Regions from separate parts of the Mus musculus genome. Here region 2 is linked to region 1. The links are chromatin loops, found by intact Hi-C in ENCODE. Cell type or tissue: heart. All regions are shown on one strand. Links, peaks and the distances in the headings refer to the core of each region. The heading gives the core; the rest is flanking DNA. Region 1 holds the start of Cttnbp2 (cortactin binding protein 2). Region 2 overlaps Cttnbp2 (cortactin binding protein 2).

The links. Hi-C counts contacts between places; a loop is a spot of excess contacts. Peaks named below come from ENCODE experiments on the same cell type or tissue, not always from the same donor. Only the 100,000 strongest peaks of a DNase experiment are listed, where the experiment ranks them.
Region 2: a loop joins it to region 1, with 2.3 times the contacts of the local background. A loop is called at or near these places in 6 of 42 quality-filtered maps.

Annotation. Positions count from the first base shown.
Region 1 is chr6:18,513,043-18,515,953 of GRCm38, reverse strand. It overlaps Cttnbp2 (cortactin binding protein 2), which reads left to right and starts at 1,085. Exons shown (of 23, transcript NM_080285.2): 1 at 1,085-1,299. The coding sequence starts at 1,219. In heart, for the core only: no CTCF peak of the experiment used is centred there; a DNase peak (open chromatin) is centred at 1,123; H3K4me3 peaks cover 2,122 bases; H3K27ac peaks cover 1,585 bases; H3K27me3 peaks cover 98 bases.
Region 2 is chr6:18,421,370-18,424,280 of GRCm38, reverse strand. Cttnbp2 (cortactin binding protein 2) reads left to right here. Exons shown (of 23, transcript NM_080285.2): 7 at 300-450. Among named protein-coding and RNA genes, the nearest start is that of Gm40356, 13 kb to the left of the region's middle. In heart, for the core only: no CTCF peak of the experiment used is centred there; no DNase peak of the experiment used is centred there.

The DNA.
Region 1 (2,911 bases), core at 97-2,596:
GAGAGCAGGCTGGGATCTTGTTGTTTAGTCATTTTGTTTGTTTGTTTGTTTGCTTGCTTGCTTGCTTGTTTTCAAGGCTATACTCCATGTACTGAACATTCCAGTCACCCACCTTCCAGAATATCAAGCGTGGGATTGGATGGTGCGTTGATTTGGCTTCAGGGAGACAGAGTTTGAATGCCTCCATTTGATTATGTGCTTTCAATGAACAAAATTTAAAAAAAAAAAAAATGTTAGAGATCTGGAGATTTGGGGAGGTCTTTGCCATAAGGTCTCAATAAGGTGATAGATTTTCAGATTCTGGGACTTGGCAGGAAAGGATGAGAACAGAATTAGAGGCAGGAGAAGAGGAGATTAATTGCTTGGGCCTAACTCATTCATATAAACTCCAGCCATGCATTTCCATATGATCATTTTTGACAAAGGTCTGTGTGTGTATCCTTGTGTTCTCATCTGTACGAAAGAAACTCCTGTTCTCTCAAAAGTAGTAAGACATTACTGGATACCTGGTGGTTTTTCAGAACAGACCTCAGGCTTGGGGCGGGTGGTGGTGGGAGATTCCACCTTCTTTGAAAAGAAACCCGAGCAGATAGGTACCTGCGGAGGAAGGGCGCTAAAAACAGCTGGACAGGGACTTTTAGCTGTGAGTTCAGACTTTCAGTTGATGGTTTGAGAGAGAACTAGCATCGAAGATGCGATAAAACAAAGCCGGGTGTACAAACCAAGAGGATAGACGTGTCCAGGCGACAGGGGCTGGCAAATATTAAGGAAGGCACCTCATTGGAGCTAGTGGAAGTGAGGGACAGTTGCTCAATTTTAGATTTATTTCACATCCAGGAGTCTGGCCTCCAGATCGGCTTGTGCCCCACTGTCTAAGCAAAGATTTTGGCCAGCCCGTCGCCTCGAGGGAGGAAGCTTGCTTTCTTTTGCATCCCCCGGTGTTTGGTCCCCTCGACACCAGCGCGAGGCCGCGCATCTCTGGTGCTGGTTCTTGGTCCCGTGGGAGCGACTGGGCTAGCGGGTGGGCGGGGCGCCGCGTCTCCAGCGCGCACAGGGTTAAGCGGCAGGGGCGGCGCGGAGAGGCGGGAGGGGGCGGCCGAGCTCCCGGGCTGAGAGCGCGGCGGCCACAGCCAGCAGCGGGTTAAGTACCGCCCGCGCCGAGAGAGCTGAACCCCGCCGCCGCTCCGAGCTCGCATTCGGATCCGCTAGAGCAGGAAGATGGCGACGGACAGCGCGAGCTGCGAGCCCGACTTGTCCCGCACCCCGGGTGACACGGAGGGGGCCACGGCGGAGGCGGCGGTAACCGAGTTCCCTGGGCGCGGGGAACCGCGTAGACGCGGGCTGGGGTTGGTGCCAGGGTCCCCACTGGACACTCCCCTAGGGGTGCCCGGTCCTTTCCTGGGATGCCTTGTCTTTCTCTAGGGTGCTCCTTTAACTCCCCGAGGTCTCCCTTCCCAAGGGTTTCCCTTCCTTCTCCAGGATATCCCCTCTCTCCTGTTCCTCTTCCCTTGATTACCCATTCCTTCCCCGGGGTGTGCCCTTCGTGTGTCCCTTCCCCGTAGTGTCCCCAGGGCCAGAAGCGGGCTCAAGTGGGGAAACGCCAGCCCCCACCCCCGGGTACTAGGGGCCTGTCGGTCCTTCTGGACACCACACGCGTCCCTGGTGACCCCTTTGCTCACTCGCGGGGTATCTCAGTCTCCATTGTTCACCTCTCCGGGGTGCGGAGCGAACGCCAGTCTCGGGGTGCCTGACACCTCTCAGGGGACCTGGGGTAGCAGAGGCGGGAAGGTGAACCATCGCTAGGCAGGTGTGGGGATGCTCTTTGTGTGTGTGTGTGGGGGGGGGGGGGGCTCATGTGTCTTGGGGAGACTGGTGAGAGAGGCCCCGTAGCGCCTGCACTTTGGGTACTAGCTGACTGCCACTCGCTCAGTCATCTGTAGGGACCTTCTTCCCTAGCTAAAGCGGGATTGAACTGGGTTTTCTGAACCCGGTGTCAAAACATTGTTCCCTTTCCCTGGCGCCTTGACTTGCTTAGGCTCGTACCTGCTCCCTTCTTTGATACTCTAAATGTCTGCATGCACAGACATTCTCTTCTTACCCTGCTGTGGGGTCTTGACCCACAAAGCCAGGTTGGAAAATATTTGCAGGTTGAGGAAGCAGCTCTTGCTAAAGCTGCAAAGACCTGCAAAGAAAGACAGGTCTGGGAGCGCCTCCCACTCTTGGCCAAATCCAACAGCTCTTTTGGAGGAGTGGGACTGAGTGAGCTGAGTATCGCATGGACAACCCCTCAGTGTCTTCCACCTCCAGATCCAAATCCGGGTCTGGGCAGCAGAGGGCAGGAACAGATGTAAACAACCTGAGCTGTTGAATTTCCTCCCACCTCTGGCTTGGAACGAAAAAAAAAAAAAAAAAAAAAAGATGTGGAGGAAGGTACTTGGGTTGATAGCTGCAAAAGGCAGAACACGAGAGGAGGGGAGGGGAAGGGGCACCACTAATCCCCATCGTGAAAGTGGAAGAATCTGGGCTTGGGGAGCTTTTGGGGGAAATTGAGTTTTCCATTCTTTGCTAATAAGAACTTTAAAGATATTTCAAATGAAGCCTTTCCCTTGTGAGCTACTTTCTTTCGGTGACAAGGGAGAAAGGGTCTATTAAAACAAGTCCCTCTGGGAGTTGAAATTATGGACTGTCCTGTTCTCCATGAGGAGGAGGGGGGAAGTGGAGGTGTGGGAGAACTCTATTCTTCTCCCCCAGGAAGGTGGATAGTTTGTTTAATCTACTTAGAAAACACCCCTTTGTGCCCGCAAGATATTTCAAGCACAAGATAAACCAACTCCAGCATGTGCTTTGTGATGTGTGATGTATAGGACTATAAACAAAACTGCATTGTCAGGAAGACTTTTGTTCCAACAAG
Region 2 (2,911 bases), core at 292-2,791, 92 kb after region 1:
ACAAATCAAACCTGTTCCAAGGACAACTCCTGTAAAAGTTGGTAAGAAGGATCCTGAACTAGGTTTGAACATTTGTAAATGGACAATTTTATGTTTTCATAAATTTTGAGACTAAAGTTTAGTTTTTAGTCATATGAAAGTGATAGCAAGCCAATAATGTACAGAAGGTCTGAATGAAATAATTGACACGTCAATATGAATGCTTGGTCATGCATGTTATCTGGATTTAATACCTGCTCAGGGAGCCCTTTCCAGGTGATGCCTCATCTGTATGTAACTAATCATAATTCTATGTACAGATGTATAGAATTACTAACTGCATACAATGCCAACATTAATCACTCTGCTGCTGGAGGACAGACACCTTTGTACTTGGCCTGTAAAAATGGAAATAAGGAATGTATCAAACTCCTGCTGGAAGCTGGCACTGACCGGAGCATAAAAACCAGAGTAAGTACCCTTTTGGGAGAGTGTTCCCCGACATATGTTATTTATATTGTGTCTGAAAACTAGGCATATATATATACTATAGCTCGCATATATCTACTATACATGCATACATATGACAGGTACAGATTCTTTTCTTTGTTATTGTTCCCTGTAGAAAGCAGTATATGGCTACATTGCTTTCGCACTGTAGACAACATTATAAGTAGGATGGAGACTTAAGTGTGTGGAAGGATGCGTGTAGGCACTATGTAAATGCTACGGTGTTTTGTATGAGGGATGTGACCATCTCTAGAAATTCACAGGCCATGGTAAAGAAGGCACGGTGGAGCTTTGAAACTAGCCTCCCACAAATGCTGAAGGACAACTGTGCATGGATACCCACTCTTCCGTTGTGCTTTCGCTTTAGGATCCTGCTTTAAGTGACCTCTGAGTCTCTCCCTTGCTAATTAACATTCTGGTCCGTTTTCCCTCGCAAGTCATTCAAATTCTGAGACTAAACATAAAAAGAGGGGAATTTTGGTGCTCTTAGTATTTCAGAATTAGAGAAGACAATGAACGTGTAAGTTTTTATTATTGAACAAATACTATTCTTTGATGCCATTATGTAATTTCTCAGACAAGAACCAATCATTAGGTATTAATATTAGCAAAGGTAACAAGGCCAGCTATGAGTATTTTCCATTGTAAATTATTGTTAGAGCTTAAAAACAAAACAAATCTCCAGTATTATTTTTACTCGATGTCAAGTTTTTAATAAATTTTAGTTTTTTAAATTAAAGTTCTTATTGTACATGTATGAGTGTTTTGCTTATAGGCATGTCTAAGCCACTTGCATGCCTAGTTCCCAAAGAGGATCTGGCCATCTCCCCAGATCCTCCTTTTAAAAAGAAAATCTGAAAAGGGTAGTTTAGTTTCACATTTCTTTATTTTATATATTTTATCCAAGAAATGGATGTTTGGATGTATTCACTACAAAATGCTATCTTATTGCTAGAAGATAAATGAATTTTGCATCATTAACCTGAGTAAGAAGTTCAACATGGAAGGTTAAACAGCATCCTGCTGAGAACGCAGATCAGCGCCCGGAAGCTAGCTTTGTTGGGCTGAGCAGATTGTTTACACAATACGACAACACACTGTATAATTGATAAGTAACCTGGGGTGGGTGTGTAATTATGTCTTATGCCTTTTAATGCTTAGGTAGTAAGAGAAAGTGGAATGTTGAAAGGTTTTTGTCTGGTCTTGTTTTTTTTTCCTAGAAACACTGTTAGGAATTTGTAAATTAGGAAGCTAATGGGCACTTCTTCTCTGTGGCCTAAGTAGGGGTCATCCCCCTGCAGAAGAAAGCAGGGATCTGCTGTTCCTGACTGCAAGGCAGATCATGCCCGGTTCTAGTTAACTAACTGCCTGTGTGGTTTTTATCTTGGTCAACTGAATTTTACTGGCATGAAATCCAGAAGGAGAGAAAAAGTCCTCAAGGGTCAGCTTAGGAAAAGCTCACAGTACTTAGTACACATTGAGATGGTGCCTTACTTACTGGCTAATAGTCTTAGTCTTTACATCATCACTATAAAAACAAAACAAAACAAAACAAAACAAAACAAAACAAAACAAAAACCAGTGCAGTGGTGCTGAATGCCTCTAATTCCAGCACTTGGGAGGCAAAAAACAATATCAAGTTCTTGGATAGATGCATAGTAAGACCTTTTCTCAAAGCACATATTAAAAAACAAAAAGTTTTATAGCTTACTGAAATATATTTAGTATAACAATATGGAATTCTATATGAAAATGATCTTAAAACAACAATATAAAGGCAAAAACAAAAACAAAAACCAAAAACCAAAGCCCCAACACAAATCAATTATTTGATAAAATCTTTAAAGACAAACAAGAGTTTCTATGTTGTAGGCAGACCCACCTGTGTGTCAGAATGAGAGTCTGAGAGGGGACTGGGGATTTTTTTCCCCCTAGAACCATGCTTGTCAAATTTAAATTCATTCCTTTCCCTTGCTGGGCATGATTGCTAGGCAGGTGGGGCCTCCCCACCAGAGGTCAGGTTCCCTTTATCTGGAGATAGGCTTGGGGAACTGCAGTCTCAGAGGGTATTGAGGTTGCTCCACTGCCGTGAGCTTATGATGACTCAAGAAACCAGCCAAGTGGACAAGGGGGTGGGGCAGAGCAATTCATTCTAGAAAATGGCCTCAGTGATCTTAATTGAACCATTTTCCAACACTGATTGGAATCCCGCCACACTCAGAAGTTCCTGAGCACAGGCCCATAGATAGCTAATGAACGTATTTGGGCTTTGCTTTTTCCACGTTGCTACCTTTTCCTTTTTACCTAGAATCTTTCCTTCTGGAATCCTTGGCATTAAAATATTCAGATCATTTCAGTTAGTAACACTGGTTTGCTGCAGTGTTTTTCAGTGCATTACTAATTAATTAATACCATTATCATT